Linked DNA regions of Homo sapiens: region 1 is linked to region 2. Evidence: chromatin loops called from intact Hi-C (ENCODE). Cell type or tissue: CD4-positive, alpha-beta T cell. All regions are shown on one strand. Links, peaks and the distances in the headings refer to the core of each region. The heading gives the core; the rest is flanking DNA. Region 1 holds the start of LOC107984781 (a long non-coding RNA gene). Region 2 holds the start of LINC02204 (long intergenic non-protein coding RNA 2204).

The links. Hi-C counts contacts between places; a loop is a spot of excess contacts. Peaks named below come from ENCODE experiments on the same cell type or tissue, not always from the same donor. Only the 100,000 strongest peaks of a DNase experiment are listed, where the experiment ranks them.
Region 1: it touches region 2 in a loop (6-fold over the local background); 4 of 110 quality-filtered maps call a loop at or near these places.

What each region holds. Positions count from the first base shown.
Region 1 is chr15:70,529,957-70,540,816 of GRCh38, reverse strand. It overlaps LOC107984781 (a long non-coding RNA gene), which reads left to right and starts at 5,070. Exons shown (of 2, transcript XR_007064698.1): 1 at 5,070-5,380. RefSeq lists an enhancer at 4,983-5,152. In CD4-positive, alpha-beta T cell, for the core only: no CTCF peak of the experiment used is centred there; DNase peaks (open chromatin) are centred at 5,026 and 5,426; H3K4me3 peaks cover 2,487 bases; H3K27ac peaks cover 1,866 bases.
Region 2 is chr15:70,581,074-70,591,933 of GRCh38, reverse strand. It overlaps LINC02204 (long intergenic non-protein coding RNA 2204), which reads left to right and starts at 5,328. Exons shown (of 2, transcript NR_135691.1): 1 at 5,328-6,059. RefSeq lists an enhancer at 5,410-6,354. In CD4-positive, alpha-beta T cell, for the core only: a CTCF peak has its summit at 6,521 (motif pointing right); DNase peaks (open chromatin) are centred at 6,183 and 6,563; H3K27me3 peaks cover 486 bases.

The sequences.
Region 1 (10,860 bases), core at 1,223-9,222, 50 kb after region 2:
TTTCCACTGCTCCTGAGGGTGGGGCAGGATGAGCGAGAAGAGAGGCTGAGTAAGGGTGGAAGAGAAGAGCCCATGAAGGTTGGGGAGAAACACTCACCGTGTGTCAGGAACTAAGAAGCTTTTTAACTTGCTGGCAATAAGGTGTGGATGTGGTCTCTTTTCAGGACCTCAGTGTTTTCAGTAAGTTCAGCTGTTGGTGTGATGGACCAGGCAAGTATGTGTGATTATTTATTGGCTTATTTCTTTATTTATTATGTGGAAAAGGGGAGTTTCCATCGACTCAATGTGAGGTGGTGATGGCCCCCCTCAATGTGAAGTGGTGATGGCCCCAGGATCCCACAGCAGGGGAAGCTCTGGGAATTCCCAGAACCTGGGAGGAGCTGCTGGCTTCACCAAGCTGTGCAGCTGGGGGCTTGAGATGCCTCAGCTGGATGTCTTGAAAGGGTGTTGCTCCGCCTGGCCATGGGCAGATGGGGTTCGTGAGCTCCCCGGGACGTCGTCTGTCACTTTCTCCAGCAACTCCGGCTTCTTTGGAGTTGACAGCTGGCCTGGCCGTGGCAAACGCTCCCGTGCCTGAGGCCAAGTCCCTCTCATTGCCATCCCTGCTTGGATGGATTCCTATGGCTGCAGTGGGAGGGGGTGCAGGATGGCTAACGAGACCATGGAGAACTCCTGTCCTCTACATGGAGGGACAGGCCTCTCTCCACAGACTCCAGGGCCTGGGAGCGAGACCTGGAAGGCCAGAGGTCCCAGCTGGAGTGTGCAGGTGTGTGCATGTGCATGACCTGTATCTGCTGGGGAGTGAGTTGAGAATTACAGGTGTCCCTCTTTCAAGAAGTTCAGTTTCCTCATCCTCTCCTCTGAATCCCTCAGGGAGAGAGAAAATACCCGGCCTCCTTTCCTGGTGCTGGAATTCTCTCCCACTCAGGGCTTCCTAGATCTGGTCCCCAGATGCCTCTTGGAATATCTTAGTGGGAAAATGTATGATGAATGTCCCCAGGCCTGGAAGAACTGTGGAGCCTCAGAGCCACAGGTGAGAGGCAGCCTGATTCTGAGACAGGCCATAGACTTCGGAAACATCCTGCCCAGGGGTCAGTCCCAGCTCCAACTCTCACTTGCTCTGTGACCTTGGGCATGTCACTTAACGTCTCTCAGTTCTTGTTTCCTCCTCTGTAAAAACCTGATAGGTTGTGACGATGAAATTAACACGTGACAAAATGCCCTGTGAATTGCAGGTCCTGAAATGCTGGTTTTGTATCTGTTGCAGGTTAGGTTCTCAGGGAAGTAAATCTGAGACAGAGTTTAACACTCTGGTAGAGTTAATTAGGGAGCGCCCTTGGGATCAACAGCAGTGAGAAGGAGGGAAGGAGTCTGCTGCAGTGGGCAGAAGGGGAGGTTATCTGTGAGGCAGGCCCAATCACAGCCTTGCTTGATTCCCAGGGAGCTCTGGAGCCAAAATGGTCTCTTGCACCCTGTGCTGGACCTCCCCATGACAACACCTGGGTTCAGTGATTAGCTAAGAGGACTCACAGGACTCAGCATATAGTGGCACTCATGGCCGTGACTTGTTACAGTCAGAGGATACAAAATGAAGTCAGCAAAGGGAAAAGTCACAAGAGAAGTCCAGAGGAAACCAGGCACTAACTCCCGGGAGTGCTCTCCGAGCGGAGTCACGCAGGAAAGCATCATTCCTCCAGCAACAAGCTGTGCCTGCACGTGTCGAATGTTGCCAGTTCACTAGAGACTCAGGGCTTAGGGCTTTTGTCAGGACAGCGAAGGGCCAGGAACACAGGCACCCTCTGCCTGCCATGTACCTAAATTCCAGGCTCCCAGAAGGAAAGCAGGTGCTCAGCACACGTGGTATTGTCTGGACAGTATAGGCACAGTGAGACATTCTTATCAGGGAATGGTGGGAAACCTCCCCAAATCCAGGTTCCCAGATGCCAGCCAAGGGCCAACCTGGCCAGCAGGACTTTCTAAGGAGAGCAGTCTCATGTGGCTTTGCTAACACGTTTCTGCACAGTCCTCCACCTTGATCATTGGTCACTGGATGTGGTCCTCCTTGGGGAGAGGTGTGACCTTGTGTGTGGCTGCCCAGTACAGCTGAGGCCATCCCTGCAGGGGCTGACCACAAAGCTGCCTGCTCCCAGCTCTGCCAGCAAGATCTTCCTCTAAGGGGGACTCTGCATTTAAGTCTGCACCCCAGGCAGAGATGAATATGGCTGTAGAATGACAAGGATCCCTGCTGTTGGAAATCTGGCCACTCTAGGCCATATCACCTCCTGTGGACCCTGGAAAACTAAGCCACAAGGAAGCCACCTGAGAGGGGAGGGAATCTCTGACATTGTTCATCCATGAATCATTTACAGAATGTGCATAGGGCAGAGAGCTTGATGTTCAGAGTGGACAGTAAGATAGTGCTAGGGAGACAGCTTGTTGGTAAACACAGATAATTGTACTGGAGGATAATAGACTGAGAGGGAAGACATATTTGCTGAATTGAATTGATCCCATTGACCACCTTCCCCACTCTTAGTGCTGTGGGTTTAGAACCACAAATGGGACTTGATTTCTGCCCTTTGGTGCTCACTGGGCAGGCAGGGAGGGTGAGCTGTAATCAGAAAGATGTGATGATTGGAAAAAGTCAACCAGGGAGCAGGAGGTGGGGAGGGCCTGGGAGACCCCATGTCTAGTGGGAATGGACTGAGAGTTAACCAAGTGGACAAGGAGAGAAAGGGGATTTCAGAAATGGCCAACACAACAGACCTTCGGTAACTTGAAGCCCACGGAAACTGTGATCCCCAGTGTCGCTCTTTTAAGTAGTTTCTTCTAGATCAGGAAAATTTCCTGGAGTCATAGAATCTCAAATTAGAGAGAAACTTAAAAGACCCCTTAGCTGAGTGTGCAAGTCATTGGAAAGTATCTACTTGCACCACTCTGATGACAGGGAGCTCACTACCTACTGAGACCATGCATTTGTGTGGGTCACTCAACATGTTAGCAAAGTCTTCTGCAGAGCTGGAATCGATTTTCTCATTTCTCCCACTCATCGATCCTGATTTTATTCTTTGGATTAACCAAGAACAAGGGTAACTTTTTATGGAATCAAGAGGGTCTGTAGGTTTCCTATTGTTCTCTAAGCAGCTAGTCCTTCTGTCCAGTCTCATGAAGCAAGGCAGAGGCTGAGCTGTTCTGCAGGGAGATTCTATGATATAATGAAGAGATGCAGATTGAGACTCTGGAGCTAGATCGCCCGCACTGGAGTCTCACCTATGCCCCTTACTGTATGACCTTGGCAGGTAACCTCTCTGTGCCTCAGTTTCTTCATTGGCACAATGAGGGTAAGCATGGTAACCTACGTGATTGGGTGATGGTGAGGATTAATTGACTTAATACTTGGGAAGTGCTCAGAACAGTGCCAGCATATAGCTGGTACTCAGCAATGTAAGAGCTTCGGTTACTATTAAGAAACAACTTTAATTGCCTCCAGGACAAGTGCCACAGACCTACTACCTAAAATGAGATGGAAATGGCCTACGTGGATGGATGAGGATGGGGCTTTTACTTGTGAATCAAAGCCGCCAACCTCATTCATACGTATTGTCTCCACTATTATCCCTGCTTTTGTAACCTGTATGTCAGCCACTTGGCTGTCCCCACGCTCTCCTGTCATGGAGTCACCCTTTCCTATTTAATAAAAGTGCTGCACGTCCCCATTTCATGAATAACGGGAAACTTACAGCCTGATCCCCTCTACCACTGAGGCCCTAAAGCAACCACAGCTTTACGCTGTCACATGTTCTGCTGATGACAGGTGGATCATGGAGTGTATATTTGTGTTATGGCATGGCAGAGGGAACTTCAAATTAAATGTCACTCATTGGTCCCTAAAGATCCTGGCCACACCTTCCTTGGGAAAATTTCCCCCAGGCGTCTGGATCTCCCAGCTCCTCACTCTCCCTGGACCTCACATTTCTCCCTTTCTTTGTTTTCTCGGCCCTTCTACCTCTCTCCCGTGGGCTGCCCTCCTGAAGCTCAGGTTTCCTTCGCTGTCTTTAGCAGAGCAGCTTTTAGCTCTCCACATCTACTACTTGGGCTGGGACCCATTTTTGTACATCAAAATCACAGGCTGGACCCAGCAGAGGCCTGACCTGCCAATCTTCCCTTTACAATGATCAGTTTCTCCAGTGCGGCCACCCTCCCCCACCAGACTCCGCCAGTGAAAGGCATCTGGGCCACGATGTAGTCTTTCTCTGATATAAATTATTCCACATCCCTGCCCCCTTTAAAGGCAGATGGAGTTACTGTCTTTTACTTTTTAAAGCAATTTAAAATCTTGCCTGCTAAGCCTGGAAGGTCTTCTTTTCTTCTCCCTGGCTCCTCAAATTCTGCCTGTCTCCCTCTAGGAATGAGCTCAGAATCTTCCTCCTCTAGGCAGCTTCCCTGATCGAGTGGCTTTGAATCTTGTGGCAAGGCCCCCATTTGGCCATGACCTACCTGCCACCTGAAGTTAATATCATTCCCAAGCTTTGTTGCCCCAATTATTGTAGAATGCCCTTTCCCAGAAGTCTCAGGAGACTTAAAGTTCGCTGGAGGGTGGCCTGGGTGCAGGAGGAGCAAGGCATCAGAGAGGCCTGCATTTATTCCTGCCTTCCCCGTCCGCTGGCTGTGTGGCCCTCCCTCAGTTACTTAACTTCTCTGAACTCAGTGTTCCCATCTGGAAAAGGGGGAAAGAATGCCTGCATCACACCATTGCTGTGAGAATTAAAAGAGGTCAAGTGTGTCAAATGCCCCGCAGAGTCTGGTACATGGGAGGGGCTTGATCAATGTTGAATTCTTTCCTTCCTCTAGAAGAACCCACAGGATAAAGGGGCAGGGAGAACAGGAAACTGGCTTCAGATGGTGCCCTAGGGGGACTAAAAACTGAAGGGAAGATGTGCTTACTGAAAAAATGGGGTGGTTGGGTAAATGGGTGAGAATAAGACACACTGGATCCGGAAGGCCACGTGACAAAGCCTGTGGGGCCCCTGCAGGGAGCTGAATGCGGCAGAAAAGACCGCAGCTGGCTTCCTTTCTTCTTTGTGGCCCAAATTGAAGAGGACACTGGATTCCTCTGATGGAGTTCTGCTCCCTAGAGCTGATGCTGCAGATGCTGCTCTCAGGGTCCTTGGGCTTGCCCCCAGCCAATGGGAAAGAGAGGTCAAGACTGTGCTCAGCTTGGTGGACCTGAGACATCGAGGATCCTTCTGAAAGGATGGCCTGAGGCTTGGAGCGTCAGAGGAAGTCTGGGGCCAACTCTGCCTCTCTGAGCTTCAGTTTTCTCTTCTCTGCAACAAGAGCATTGGGCTGTATAATCCCTAGAAGGAGACCCTTCTGCTCAGTAAGCTCAGTTTAGCTCTGTGTGTGTGCGTGTGTCTGTGTGCATGTGTGTGTCTGTGTGTGTGTGTGTGCATGTGTGTGTCCTTTGAGGTCCCTGAGCACTCAAATGTAGCTAATTCAGACTCCATTGATTCTGAACGTATAATTTTTTTGACTTGGACTAGGCTGGAAGCTACTTTTGCATAATTCACACACAAAAAAACTTGATACGCTCATGAATAGTGTTGCTGTGATGATGGAAGAATCATTTCCATGACACCGGGCTGCCTCTCATCAAATGCCTTTCAGATTCAAGCAACAAAGATGGAGCTCCCTCTTCCTGCCAGGCACCCCCCCGGCCCTACAACCCCTAGACTCTCTTGAGCCTTCCCATTTGTGTCCTAGGAGACTTTCCTGAGCTCCACCGTCCAACTCACTAATTGGATCTTCACTGTGCTCATTCCTTTATGCAGTCTGTCCATTATGATTTTAATTCTTATAAGCATATTTTAAAGTTTGAGAATCGTGGCTTTGCATTGCAACTTGTGATTCTTTATTTGTGTATCATCATCGTGAATCTTCCTGAGAATATTCATTACTATTTTTACTTCGTTGTCTGTTTCCTCTGCTGATGCTCTTCCCTTGGGTGTTCATCCTTTGCGTGAGCTCAGGGATTACGTTGCTGGTTTTTCTAATGCTTGGTGATTCTTCATCGTCTATTCACGTTTTTCAATTTGTACTCGAGAATCCCTGTTTGTTTCTCCTGCAACTCCTCACGTCTTGGGCTGTGATTTTTCTCTGTTTTTGTTCCTCTGTCAGCTCAGTTCCTACTGCTTTCTATCTTCCAGGAATTCCTCAATATTTCTGGTCTGCTTAGCTCCACTTCCTCTCCCTCCCTGCTCCTTGTTCCCTCCGCACCTCCCCTGTCCCTGCTTCCTTCCTCTTTGCAGTGCTGGCAATAGACAGATTCTTTTCTTTCCTTCCTTCCTTCCTCCCTTCCTTCCTTCCTTCCTTCCTTCCTTCCTTTCTTTCTCTCTTTCTTTCTCCTCCTCCTCCTCCTTCTTCTCCTCCTCCTCCTCTTTCCTCTTCTTCCCCTTCCCCCTCCCCTTCACCTTCCTCTTCTTCTTCTCCTCCTCCTCTTCCTTCCCCTCCTCTTCTTCCTTCTGTTGTTTTTCCTCCTCATCCTTCAAAATGCATGATTTCAGTAACTGCAGGAGACTTTGGCTGGAGGAGGAAGACATGGCCATGCTCATTGTGAATATCTCTGGCTAAGCTCCTTTGTGTCTCTTCACATTCCTTAGAATAATCCACAAGATGGTTATCATTTCCTGCTTTTTATGGTTAAAGAAACAGAGGGTTTGGATGACTTCCTTGGAAGGTGATGAGAGTAGGCAACAGCTTGGAATCAGCTCCTCAGGATCCCAGTTGAGTCATTTTTTTTTTTTTCCTTCTTCCACCTTTCTGAAATCCCAGACATCTTTTAACCTGCTCCCAGTGGTAGGAGAGCCTGGTTAGAATCAGTGGTCAGCGTGCATTTGGGTGCAAAAGAGCAACAGGACGCCATGTGTTCTCTGTAGAAGCTGCCCAGGAAGATCCTCCTGTGCTGTTTTGGTAGCAGAGAGAGGGCTCAGGTTTGCACCTGCTACAAACCTACTTTTACTTAGAACTAGGCCAAGGTTTAGATTATTCAACAACTCGTACAGACTTTATCCTCCAATAAACTTTAACTCCTGATGATTGGACTAAATTGTCTGGCTTATTAAACTATTTATTGATTTTTTTCCAGGCAGTAGTTCTTAATAAAGTAAATTCCTAATTAAGTAAAAAAAGTTGTATAGTCAAGATGTGGGGTACAATCTGGAAATCACTTTTCAGAAATGCTGGGGCACAGGAGCAGCCATTTCTACTCTGGAACCGAGACTTTCAAACAAATGAGGGGAGTTAGAATATGTCCAGGGGGCCAGGAGGCAGTGACTGGGACCCCTGAAGGCTGGGACCTGAGAAGTAGGAGAGAATCAACTCCCTGACACCCTGGGTTGTGCCCAGTTTAGGTTTCTCACCAGTCAGTGAGTACATTTTTCAAAGGGCACTTTGAGCCTTGTGTGAGGCCCTTGTCCTAAGTTCCTAGGAAAGTGGCCTGGGGAGTAGTACACGGGCCCTTGAAATAAGCCGTAGTCACCGGGAAGCAGCTGGTCCAAGGGTGGTGGAAAGAGGCACAGCTGCCTGGGAGGACGATAGCAGAGGGGCTGGGGAGAGTGTAAGCTGGAGAAACAGATTTCTGTCATATTGTGGTGGCAACAGGGCCCTGGCCTTCAGGAAGGGTGGGACCTGGGACCTAGAGCCCAGGAAGGGAGCTGGGTGGGGTACAAATCCAGAAACCTGTGGTTCGTACCCAAGTCACTGCTGGTGCTGTGGCTGGTAGGGTCTGGGAATCTGGCATCACGAGAGACAGAAGTGTGAAGAAGCAGAAGCCTACTCCATTTGTCCCCTTGGCGTCTCCCCACCATCTGCTCTATGGCTCCTGAGCAGAGGGCTGGATGCCACCTCCATGGCTGCCTGTGGGAAACTGATCATGGTCCCTCCTCTCCTGGACTCGCCAGCTACCAGGGCCACTTGCCTGGGATAAGAGGATTGTTGTGTCGGGCCTGGATATGAGGCCCCAGTGTCCTGCCCTACAGAGACTGGCTTTTCTGTGGACCCACACACAAAGTCTTCATGGGCTAGGCTGAATCAGGTGCCAGGTGCAGGCAGAGGCATGTAGGCAACAGGTGTGCTCTGAGGTGGGTTACAAAGTTCAAAGAAAATCATCACTATTCATAGCCATTCAAAAAAGGAATGATGCCAGGGCAAGGTGCTGTAGGGCAGATGTACACATGTGTGGGCACCACCTCCTGGGATCTAACTCCATACTGGAGTGGGGACTTCAGGGATGATATTGTCCCATGAGGTCAAGGGCCAGCCCCTGCCCCAACCTCTATCCTCTATCCTATCAGTCTGGAGGGTCCCCAAGGGCAGGTGCTGTCTGTCTCCCCTCTCTCCATCTGACAGACAGTTTGGGCTTTTCCAAGGGCATAGTCAGTGTCTTCTCCACAAGACCGGGAGCTTCAGAAGGTCATATGTCTTCAACAAATTGGAGAGCTTCCCAAGGGTGGGAAGTGCTCTCTTCCCTGGGAATTTTTCCAAAATAAGGACAGTGTCTTTCCAACAAAGCAGGTGCCACTGAGTCCCAGTGCCACATTTTTCACTGTTTCCTAGTGTCCAGGACTGATCCCTGCACACAGCGGATCCTCAGAGCTTACTGTCGACTGCCTGGGACCCCTGCAGGGGGCTTGGTGCTGAATTGGAGATGCTCCTGCCCTTTGGTCACCTGATGCAGGTGCTTTCCTCAGATCTACCTCCCTCAATAACCTTGACCTTCCACCTCCATGGGTTCTTCAGAGTGCAAATGTTCTCAGGAAAAAGGACAGTGCTCAGAGCTTGTCAAGAGAATTACACGTATGGTTTTAACTTAATCTTCTTCGAATGAAAGTGTGTGTTCCAGGACCTTACCTTAGCCCTGGGAATTACTGAGCAGCCATTATATAATTCATTAGTTTGCTAACAACCTCTCAAGAGCTCCCCACCTGTGATGCTGTGACTGATGCTCTGACAAGTCACCCCAGAGCCTATTTAATTTATTCTGAAAGGCTGTGTGTGTGTGCATGTGTGTGGTCTTCAAGGTAATGACAGACACAGGCAGTGGAAGGGAGGCAGGAATAACTGAGTGTCAGGAAGCAGGATTCCAGTCCCACTAGTTGTGTGATCTTGGACAAGGTACTTGGTCCATTTTGGCCCCAGTGAGTTTACAGCCTGGAAACAAACCAACCAGCCTTCTGATCAGCCTTTCTTTTAACAGACTTTTCCTCACCTTTACCTTAATCAGAGAAAATGGAAAGCAAAAATGACTGTTTTCCTTCCTTCCTTCCCTCCCTCCCTCCCTCCCTCCCTCCCTTCCTTCCTTCCTTCTTTCCTCCCTCCCTCCCTTCCTCTCTTTCTCCCTCCCTCCCTCCCTCCCTCCTTCCCTCCTTCCTTCCCTCCCTCCTTTCTTTTTGGAGGAGGGAGAGGAAATTAAGCTCTCCAGGTCTTGGTCCCTAATTTTCCTCGGATAAAAAGCAGAGGGGAAGATGTTTGAGATGAGAAAGCCAATGCAAGTGTCTGGTGCAGGTCCTCATGGTGTCGCTGGCACTCAAGCCTGGATAAAGTTGCTTATTCCATTCGGGCCAGATCACACAAGGTCCAGGGAGTGAGGGCCACCTGTTACGAGGTCCAGAGTTGACCACACATTGAATCTGAAAGACTTAGACTCTGAGTCCCAGGACAAGGTGGAAACACAGCGTCTCCTGTCCTGTTTTGTCTCGTTACTGATTGAGCTCCCCAAGGTCCGTTTGTCTCTCCCAAGCTCTGCTTCAGTGTCCACAGCTCACCGTGCTGGTCAGTGCCTCACATGGGGGTGCCAATGCCCGCTGGCTGAGGGAACAGGCAGATTTGAGTTTGAATCTCAGCTCTGCATTTAGTGTTTGATCCTTTACTATTTATTCAAGCTTTCTGAGCCACAGTTTCCTCACCTGTTTATCACTAGGTGTCCAGTGGGGACTGAATGGAAACTTTAAGCTGGAAGAAATATCATTTTAGAGACACTAAGCCATCTGCCTCCTAGAGTGGGCACTGTGCGGGCCGCTTTAAGCCAGGGCCACCAGCACTCAGCGATCACAGGGTGCTTCCAGCTGGCATCAAGTGTTCTTTTCTGTATCTCCCTTGGCGTGGAGCTGCTGTCCCATGGAGTTAAAGAAAACCATGCCCCTCTAAATTTGAGGAAGTGTGTTCCCTACCTAGAAGTTATTATTTATCTTAGGGACATGTTTGATGGTGTTTGGGTGTATGTATGGAGCATGTGTGTGTGAGTGTGTGTCTCCATGTGTGAGTGTGTTTGTGTGTTTGTGTCTGAGTGTCTGTGTGTGTCTGTGTATGTGGCTGTGTGTGTCTGTGTGTCCGTGTGTGTGTCTGTGTGTGTTGTGTATCTGTGTGTCTGTGAGTGTGTGTTTATGTGACTGTGAGTGTGTTTGTGTGTGTCTATGTGGCTGTGTCTATGTCCGTGTGTGTGTGTCATGTGTCTGTGTGTTGTGTGCCCGTGTGTGTCTGTGTGTGTCAGTGTATGTCTGTGTGTGTGTGTGTCTGTGTGTCTGTATCTGTGTGTGTCTGTTCTTGTCTGCACTTTTGTTCCCAGGAGATGTGAGGTGAAGACCTCACCAAAGTAGGAGTGGCGTGTGGGCTGGGCTTTGGCCCTTCGTGCTGGAAGTGATGGAGAGGCATGGCCTGGCTTGGCACAGCTCTGCCTTGCCTGTGCTGCCAGCCTCTTGTGAGAGATGCCATGTGGAAGGGATTTGGGACAATGCACAGTGCACTCTTCTGAGTGTTTTGTCTGGGCTAAAACTCTGCAGAGTATAGCTGTGGCTCTGAAACAAA
Region 2 (10,860 bases), core at 1,894-9,893:
TTAAACTGAATGCTTTTAACAGCACCCAAGTCACTTCTTCAATGCTGACATTTTTTCTGCCAGATACCCTAAATCATCTCTCTGAAGTTCAAAGTTCCACAAATCTCTAGGGCAGGGGCAAAACGCCACCAGTCTCTTTGCTAAAACATAGCAAGAGTCACTTTTACTCCAGTTCCCAACAAGTTCCTCATCTTCATCTGAGACAACCTCAGCCTGGATTTCATTGTCCATATCACTATCAGCATTTTGTTCAAAGCCATTCGATATGTCTCTAGGAAGTTCCAAACTTTCCCACATTTTCCTGTCTTCTTCTGAGCCCTCCAAACTGTTCCAACCTCTGCCTGTTACCCAGTTCCAAAGTCTCTTCCATATTTTTGGGTATGTTTTCAGCAGCGCCCTACTCTACTGGTACCAATTTACTGTATTAGTCTGTTTTCACACTGCTGATAAATACATACCCAAGACTGGGCAACTTAGAAAAGAAAGGTTTAATGGGACTTACAGTTCCACATGGCTGGGGAGGCCTCACAATCATGGCAGAAGGCAAGGAGTAGCAAGTCATATCTTACATGGATGGCAGTAGGCAAAAAGAGAGCCTGTGTAGGGAAACTCCCATTTTTAAAACCAGCAGATCTTGTGAGACTTATTCACTAACACGAGAACAGCTCAGGAAAGACCCGCTCCCATTATTGAATTGCTTCCCATTGGGTTCCTCCCATGACACGTGGAAACTGTGGAAGTTACAATTCAAGATGAGATTTGGGTGGGGACACAGTCAAACCATGTCAGTTTGTTACACAGTTAAACTGGTGTCATGGGAGTTTGTTGTACAGATTATTTTATCATCCAGGTATTAACCTTAGTACCCATTAATTATTTTTCCTGATCCTTTCCCGCCCCCCGCCCTCCACTCTCTGAAAGGGCCCATTGTTCTTTTCAAGCACATGTGGAACATTTATGAAAATTTATCATGAGAAAAGTGATGAAGCAAGCCATAACAATTTCAAAAGGAGTGTTATTATACAGGCCATGTTATTTAACCATAATGCAAGTAAGTTAGAAATCAACAACCACAATGAAAAGAAATTATAAACTCCCATTATTTTGGAAGTTAGAAAAGGGAACACTGAACAACTCACGGGTTAAAAAACTTATAATAGAAATTAGAAAATATTTATAATTGAACATTAATGAAAATATTACACATCAAAACATGATAATACCACCAGAGCAGTATTTACAGGGAAGTTCATAGCATTAAACACTTATATTAGAAATGAAGAAAACCTGAATATTAATGAGGCATACATGAAACTTAATGAGTTAGAATAAAAACAGAAAGTGAAGGAAGGTGATAATAAAGGTAAGTGAAGAAAGAGAAAATAGGCATACAGTCGATATAATAAAAACACTTCAGGCCAGGCGTGGTGGCTCACGACTGTAATCCCAGCACTTTGGGAGGCCGAGGTGGGAGGATCACCTGAGGTCAGAAGTTCGAGGCCATCCTGGCCAACATGGCAAAACCCCGTCTCTACTAAAAATACAAAAACTAGCAGGGTGTGGCAGTGCAGGCCTGTAATCCCAGCTACTCGGGAAGCTGAGGCAGAATTGCTGGAACCTGGGAGGCGGAGGCTGCAGTGAGCCAAGATCATGCCACTGCACTCCAGCCTGGGCAACAGAGTGAGACTCTAGCAAACAACAACAAAACAACACAACAACAACAACAAAAACAACCAAACAAAAGAAACAACAACAATAAAAGAACAAAACCACTTCAAAGTTAGTGTTTTGAAAAGATTAATAAAATAAATTTACCAAGATTGACTGGAAAAAAACCCAACAACCAGGCATAGTATTTGGAATGAAAAAATATCCCCAGTTTACAAGAGGTCCATATCATTCTTAGTTATTTTACAGATGAGATTTAAAATTCCTTCTAACTTCAGTCTAAGTTCTTCTTGGCAAACCTGAGCCCAGAGACTAATGTGATTTGCACATGGACAGAGAATCGCTGTGCTTATCTGTCACGTCTTGCACTTGCCTGGCCTTCACAGCAACTTTTCCTTTCACTTGGTCTGCCATTTCTACAGGAGAATTATTCCTTTGAATCTGAATCCAAGGCACCTCTTAAAATAGGTGAGTATTGGCGATGGCTCATGGCAGGCGAGGGGGTGTCTCAAGATTCCCTTCTGGCCCATTCATATGACCCATCTTCATGGAGCCCCTTTACTGTATATTGGAAAGACAAATGTGGTAAGAGTGAAAAATTACTGATCCTACCCTCTAGTAACAGTTTCCCATAGAGAGGCAACTGTCTTTGGAATAATAGTGTGGTAAGCCACTGGGATAGAGGGGGAGGGTGCATATAGGAGTCCAAGCCACAGGAATGATGTGTTAAGTTGCCATGCATGAGAACATGAAAATTTGGTTTTTACTCATTGGAGGGCTGGGAAGGGAGGATCAGAGGAGAAGAGAGGGAGAGAGAGGGCAGTCAGAGGGTGTGAGGCTGGGGACCACAATGGGCTGATGTGGTCAAGATCTTTTCTCTAGGGGGCTGGGGTGGCTGAAGAATTTCTAAGAATGAGGCTTCCTACTCCTTTGTCTCATTATGTGTGAGATGTTGCAATGTGGCATGCCTCTGTCTGTCTCTTTACTATAAAACATTTTCAGTTAACCCACCTCCCTCTGCAATGCTTCCTGTGAAATTGTAAAAATGGAAGTCTAGTGGTTTGCCACTTCAGGTTCCAGAGTTAAAGAGAAAAGTGAGCAGGAGCTTAATGTCAGTGGTGATCAGGAGAATGTGAGCCCACTGGGAGCTGGCAGACATCTTGTAGGGGAGAGCTTTGAACTTCTGGGTGAGGAAATTGTGTTTGTACCAGTTATGATTGCAATTTTTGACAAGTAAGAGGAAAAACCTCCAAAGAGAGGTTTGAACAATCAAGGGGCTGGTACAGTGTCTGGAAGTTGTCACCAGGGTCCCAGGTTCCTTTTCACTTGCTGTTCTACCTTTGTGTGCAGCTTCTGTCCTCTTGGTTGCATGATGGCTGCTCCTCCTCCAGACATCTCGCCCATGTTCCAGGAAAGAAGAACAGGGAGGGGAAAAAAGGACAGATGAATGAATGTATCCTCTTTTGAAAAGCTTTTCTGGGAGTGCCATCCAGTGACTTCTGCCACATATGGGTCACGTGGCCACACTTCGTGGTAAGAGAATCTGGGAAGGAGACTATTTTAGCTGGGCTTATTGTCTTCCTGAACAAAATCAAGATTCTATCATTAAAGATGACTTGGAAAATGGCTGTTGGGTGGGCAATTGGCCGTGTCTACTGCAAACTCATCTAAACTAGAACTAAGTGGGCTGGGAGATCCCAGGAATCATCTGGGTTATATGAATAAGACAGCACTTGAGGACTTCACAATTTAGAAGGGAAGACAGATAAGTAATTGGAACAACAAGAACACTGAATTACGTTTTAATATAATGTGGTTAGAGGAAGCAATCGAAGCAAGCACAGGAGGCTTTGAAGCAGAGGTGGGGTGGGGAGGAGGCACAGGAGCAGGAGTTAATCACAGGACAGTGTGTCTATCGCATGAGGTGGGGTGGGGAGGGAAGAGGACGTCCTCTGCAAAGGGGACCCTGTAAGTGAGGGATAGTGTGTGGAATCACAAGCCGTTTTGTATTATGGGGACCAGTCTAAGGTGGGAAGGGATGGGGTGTGAAGTTGGAGACATCCGCAGGGGTCGATGGTCAAGGTTCTCTCTGCCTGGGTACGAACCTTGGCCTTCATTCTGAAGGCTGAGGCACTGAAGGGTTTGAAGCAGGGAGTGGCCTGGTCTGAACTGTGTTTTGCATAGCCATTCCGGCAGCGATGTGGGGGTGGCTTTGCTTAGACAGAAGGCAGAGAGGTAGGGGGTGGGGAGGCATCTCTGAAGACTCTCAGGATGTAGCAGGAGAGTCTATACTGCCTGTCCCAGCTCTGTAGTCTGGGTGATGAGGTTTGGTGGTGCTCTTTACTAATTTAGTCCAGGAGGAGGGGCAGGGGCATCCCTGGGCAAGGGGAATAGGGATGCGTGCTCCTAGTTCTGTATGGAGTTTGGAGAGTGAACTGGAATGAGGAGTGCCAGACCCAAGCAGATCTTCTCCGTTTTTAAAGAGGAGGAAATAGCTCTGAGTGGGACAACTGAATTGTCCAACGTAGGTCACGCTGAGAGGTGACAGCGTGCTGGCAGTCCTCACAGCCCTCGCTCGCTCTCGGCGCCTCCTCTGCCTGGGCTCTCACTTTGGCGGCACTTGAGGAGCCCTTCAGCCCACCCCTGCACTATGGGAGCCCCTTTCTGGGCTGGCCAAGGCCAGAGCCGGCTCCCTCAGCTTGCGCGAGGGAGAGGCGCGAGCGGGAACCGGGGCTGCGTGCAGCACTTGCGGGCCAGCTGGAGTTCCGGGTGGGCGTGGGCTTGGAGGGCCCCGCACTCGGAGCAGCCGGACGGCCCTGCCGGCCCCGGGCACTGAGGGGCTTAGCACCCGGGCCAGCGGCTGCGGAGGGTGTACTGGGTCCCCCAGCAGTGCTGGCCCACCGGCGCGCTGCGCTTGATTTCTCGCCGGGCCTTAGCTGCCTTCCCACGGGGCAGGGCTCGAGACCTGCAGCCCGCCATGCCTGAGCCTCCCACCCCCTCCATGGGCTCCTGTGCGGCCCAAGCCTCCCCGACGAGCGCTGCCCCCTGCTCCAGTGCCCAGTCCCATCGACCGCCCAAGGGCTGAGGAGTGCGAGCGCATGGCGCAGGACTGGCAGGCAGCTCCACCTGCAGCCCTGGTGCGGGATCCACTGGGTGAAGCCAGCTGGATTCCTGAGTCTGGTGGGGACGTGGAGAGTCTTTATGTCTAGCTCAGGGATTGTAAATACACCAATTGGCACTCTGTATCTAGCTCAAGGTTTGTAAACACACCAATCAGCACCCTGTGTCTAGCTCAGGGTTTGTGAGTGCACCAATCCACACTCCCTATCTAGCTGCTCTGGTGGGGCCTTGGAGAACCTTTATGTCTAGCTCAGGGATTGTAAATACACCAATCGGCACTCTGTGTCTAGCTCAGGGTTTGTGAATGCACCAATCAACACTCTGTATCTAGCTATTCTGGTGGGGCCTTGGAGAACCTTTGTGTCCACGCTCTGTATCTAGCTAATCTAGCGGGGAGGTGGAGAACCTTTGTGTCTAGCTCAGGGATTGTAAACGCACCAATCAGCGCCCTGTCAAAACAGACCACTGGGCTCTACCAATCAGCAGGATGTGGGTGGGGCCAGATAAGAGAATAAAAGCAGGCTGCGCGAGCCAGCACTGGCAACCAGTTGGGGGTCCACTGCCGCAGTGTGGGAGGTTTGTTCTTTCGCTCTTTGCAATAAATCTTGTTACTGCTCACCCTGGGTCCACACTGCTTTTGTGAGTTGTAACACTCACTGGGAAGGTCTGCAGCTTCACTCCTCAAGCCCGGGAGACCGCGAGCCCACCGGGAGAAACGAACAACTCTAGACGCGCCGCCTTAAAAGCGGTAACATTCACTGCGAAGGTCTGCAGCTTTACTCCTGAGCCAGCGAGACCACGAGCCCACCAGAAGGAAGAAACCCCGAATACGTCTGAACGTCAGAAGGAACAAACTCCAGAAGCGCCACCTCAAGAGCTGTAACACTCACCGCGAGGGTCCGCGGCTTCAGTCTTGAAGTCAGTGAGACCAAGAACCCACCAATTCGGGACACAATACCTATAATCCCAGTACTTTAGGAGGCCAGGGCAGGCGGATCATCTGAGCTCAGGGGTTGGAGAGGAGCCTGAACAACATACCGAAACCCCGTCTCTACAAAAAATACAAAAATTAACCGGTTGTGGTGGCCGGTGCCGGTAGTTCCAGCTAGTGGGGGACTGCGGAGGTGGGAGCTGAAGCGGGAGGATCGCTTGAGCCTGGAGGTTGAGGCTGCAGTAAACAGGGATTGCGTCAGGACACTCCAACCTGGGGAACAGAACGATGCCCTAAAAGGCTGGCTGAGCTGACTGGAGTCCAATCTCCTGACTCTCAAGTAAGTGCTCCGCAACAACTACCCGTGGTTGTACAGGTCAGAGTTCAGGGGAGGCTGCGGGGAGAGAGACAGAGGAGGCTCTGGAGAGGGAGGGGTGAGGTCACCTGGGGTGACAGGGCACTGTGCAGAGACTGGGGGCGGGGAGGAGAGGAGCTGCCAAAGACGTTACCTCGACTGCTGTGGTTCTCAGAGAGCTCGGGAAGTTAGCTGTGGGCTGGGGTCGAGGGGGGGAGGGGGGAAGGGGATTTCCATCTGCGGATGGAGCGCGTTCACAGAGGGGACCAGCGCGTCCCAGCTACCCAGCTCCCAAGTTGTCCAGTCCCGCCTGGAACCCAGAACCCCTTGACGCTGAAACCCTGCGCTCCTGAGAACTGCTGCTGCCGGGGGAGGGGTCCTCACCCGCGGGGCTCGGCCTCTGGTGCCCGCCGCGGCAGCGACCCTGCTCGGGCTGGAAAGGGGTCCACGCTCGGTCCGCAGGGGGCGCTGCGCACCGGGGCAAAGGCGCGGCGCACCCGGGCAAAGGGGAGGGGCCCGCACAGGGTCGGCGGCGGCTCTCCCAGCCCGGCGGAGACCTGCCTGGCAATCGCTGCGCATCGGCGGTACCGGGAGGCAGGGGCCCGGGGATAAGAGAGCTTCAGACTTCAAAGGAAATGCTGGGGTCGCCCAGCGGCGGAACCCGGGCAGCCTGGGCAGGGACGGGCGCGGATTCGCCCGGGTCCCGCTGCTCTGTCTTTGCTGTTTCTTTGGTGGAGGCCTGACGCCCCTCCCCAGACCCCCGGGGTCTGTGACGGGGGCCGAGGGGCTCTGACCCGAGCAGCCCCCAAGTCCTCGCGGGTCAGGCCCACTGTTTACAGGGATTCTGCCCAGATGAGTCACATCAAAGGCCTAAGCCACAAGTGATTCCACTTAGAAAAGAATTGCCTACGGGTGTCTGACGGCGTTTTGCTGAAAAGGAATCCAGGTGGAATTTATTGATTTTACTTTGCGGGCGAGGGTCAAAAGGCTTGTGGCCCCTTGCTAGCTTGTGATTTGGGCTTATTTCTCCTCTCCTAAAGCCCAATTTCCCCATCTGTTAAGTGAAGAGGGACATGTCTTATAGGATCCAGCCTGGGCTGAGTCGTCTAAACTCAGGTGTGATCTGAAGGAGAACTCAATACAGAAGCCATAGCAATCAAAAGCCTCCCACACTTCCCCTCTGGCCCCCTAACTTGGAGAAGCAAGTGGAGTGTGTGCTTGTGGCTGGGGTGGGTGAGGAGGCAGGTAAGCCGTGGCCCAATGAAGACATTTATGGAGACTATTGACTCGCATCCACCCCCGTCTTGCCTTCTGCCAACATGGTAGAAGGATCTCTCTCTGCTTGAGTTCTGAAATCAGGTTTAGCCCCAGTGTTGAGTTGTAATTCCACCCCCAGGGAAGGCTAGGAGAACCTTCTTTTACCACTCAGCGTGTGGTATCGGTCAAGCCAAGCATGAACAAGCATGAAGCAACTGGTCTGTCCTCTCTCACCCACTGCAACTCTTCTCAACCTTCCATTTTATTAATAACTATTGCCCAGAATGGGCTCCTCCCTGTTGAGGCTGGAGGACTAACCCCCACTTTCCCTGCCTCTCGCCCTGAGGCCCCTCCCGACTCTACCATTATGTTGAGCTTTTTGAAGAAACTTCTATGTTTGGCCCTGAGTATCCTTACAGGGTAAGATATTGTGGATTTTCTAAACATTATATAAAGTGCCCATGATGGGGTAATGGCCAAATTCAACATAGTATAATATATGATCCCGTGCTATGGTTAGGAAGGACGACATAGAGCCCTATATACCCATGTGGGCAAATCTCCAGATATATTGTAGAATGAAAAATAGTAAATTTCAGAAGGACAGATTAATTCACAGCAACAATTAGCAAGCAAGCAAACTCCCTACAAGATGACACACTTTCTTTGGGTATGTATATACCCATTCATAAATAAATAGAAAAGGGCCAGGCGTGGTGGCTCAAGCCTGTAATCCCAGCACCTTCGGAGGCTGAGAAAGGCAGATCACCTGAGGTCAGGAGTTCAAGACCAGCCTGGCCAACCTGGTAAAACCCTGTCTGTACCAAAAATACAAAAATTAGCTGGGTGTGGTGGCAGGTACCTGTAATCCCAGTTACTCGGGAGGCTGAGGCAGGAGAAATCGCTTGAACCCAGGAGGCGGAGGTTGCATGCCATTGCACTCCAGCCTGAGAGACCAAAAAAAAAAAAAAAATGTTGGAAACATAGGAACCTCTGGGGAGAGGCGAAGAAGGGGCTAGATTTGGGGATGGGTGCTGAGGGACTTTAGCCTTATCTGTAATGTTTAAATGTTTTATGAGAATTTGTTACATCATTAAAAATTAGTATTTTTAAAAATTTGGCCTTTCTTGTAGTGGCCCCCAGACCTCCTGTTTTAAGCTCCAAGCTGAAGTTCTGCACTCTGGGGGATGTGCTTGTGCCCAGTCCATCCTGGAGACCCCAAACACCTGCAGAACACCTTATGTAATACCTTTAACTGCGTGAGCTCATCTGTCATTGGTCAGCCATAGGTGACTGCAGCAGGACTTTTGGGAGCCTTTGATCTGGTCCCTCTCAGCTCCTGCCTTTCCAGACTCTGATTTCTTGAGCCTCTCCACATGTGGCAGCCCCTGAAGCCGTGGCACGCTTTGTTGTTCTGCCCTGACATTCATCATTCATCCTCTCTCTGACAGTACAGATCATGACTGCCAAAGGGGAGACTGCCTATGTAGGGAGGAAGGCATCTTCTATTTTGTTTCTAATCAGTCTCCTGAAGCTGCCTAGCATTCAGTTCATCTTCTGAGGCCATAGATGCCCCCCCCCCGGGCTGGATGTTATGATAATTTGCTGGGAGGTCTTCTGAGGCTCTACATGGTCCTCCAAAGATCTGACTGTTACTCCTCACTTGTGTACTTGTTCTCCAGCTAGTGATTAGTCATTTACTATGTGCCTGAAACTGTGTCACTCACAAATCTGTTGCTCTATCCACCTCTTCTTGTTCCTGCTGTTACTCCTTGGGCCAGGCCACTATCCCTTCTCATTGGGAGACTACAGCAGTGGCCAACTTTGTCTCTCCAATGTTTCTTCCCTCTCCAGCCAGAGTGAATGTTGTAAATGAAATATGATCACACTCCTCCTTTGCCAAACTCTCCATGGCTTCCCATTGCTCTGGGGTCAAGTCCAAATGCCTTAATATGGCTCACAGGAGTGACTGGTGTGAGCCCTGCTCACATCATCAGCATCCATGCTCTAGTCACGCTGAACACTCTCAGCCCACCCCTGCCATGCTGTGATGCTCTGGTGTCTGAGCCTTAACACATGCTTTTCCCTCTGTCTGCAATACCCTCCTGACCACCTCACTTTTGGTGGGGAGAGGGGCTAACTCGTACTTAAGCTTCAGATCTGAACTTACTAGCATTTTTTCCTGGCAGAAACATCCCTGAACCTCATAGGTTACCCCCAAATGAGTTCTATGCATCTGTCTCCAAGGGTATTTATCACACTTGATGTAATTGCATGTTAAATTGGTCTGTCTCCCACGAGGCTGCAACATCTTGAATAACAACAATAACGTCAACCCCTACCACAGGGTGAGCTCTTTTTTACCTTACCATGTGCCAGGCACCATGCTAAGCAGATTTTATATCCTACGCTATCTATTCTCTCACCTTTCTTGGAGTCCAGAGTCAGAGTTCAGAGCCTTGCACCTCTACCCGCTGGGAAGGGTAGGGCCGTGTCTATTGGATTCACACTTATATCCCTAGCTCCTAGCGTAGTGCCTGCCACCTAGTAGGAACTCAATAACTATTTGTTGAATGAATAAATAAATCAAGAGGCGTTCAGCAATGGGCAGTGAGTGTGATGTGATACCCACTTGGATTAGTTTCCTGTAAATGCAGTAAGGGCTATGCAATATATCCGTGTGACAAAACTGCACTTGTACCCCCTAAACCTATAAAAATAAAAAATGCAGTGAGGGGAAGCAGAGCTATATTATTGATCCATGCCAGAAACCACTGGCATGTATAAGTGAGACAACCTGAAGACTATATCCAGGCAGCACCTCTGGGGCTGTCTGCTGGGCTCGCTGGGCTGCCTAGCTGATGGGATTTGATAAAAGGGGGATGGGCACAGTGAGAAGGTGCCGGATCTGGGGACGAGCTGGGAACCTCCAGGCCTAGCCCAGGAAAGAGCTGTTTTGGGAGTTTTAGGTTAGCAGAGATCTGGTTAGCCCTGAGTGTAAGGAGGTTGATATGGAAGAGACACAGTCCATAGACGTATTTATTTTATTCTGTCTGAAGTGGGATTTCTGATGATTTAAGTCAGTGCTTCTCAACCAGCATGATTTTAGCCCTTAGGAGACATTTGGCAACATCTGAAGACATTTGTGGGTGTCACAACTGGAGTTAGAGAAGTGTTCCTGGCACCTGGTCAGTAGAGTCCAAGGATGCTACTAAATGTGGCACAATGCACACAGCAGCCCCCATAGCAAAGGGATCTCCAGCCCAAGTATCATTGGTGCTGAGGTTGAGAATCCTGGGTTTGAAGGATGGAGCTAGTGAGCCTGGTGGGTGAGTGAGGTTTGTGGAAGTGTCTTCCCCGATGGCCTTTGACTCCTCTTCAGCAATGCAGCCTGTGACAGAGGAGGGACTGGGGGGTGACAGTTACCCCCTCCACTTCCCCTTCTTTCCCCGCTCCCCGAAAAACATGACCAGGGCTTTGGTTCCTCTCTGTGGTCTCCTTGTGCTCCTGTCCATTCCTCACACTTCTG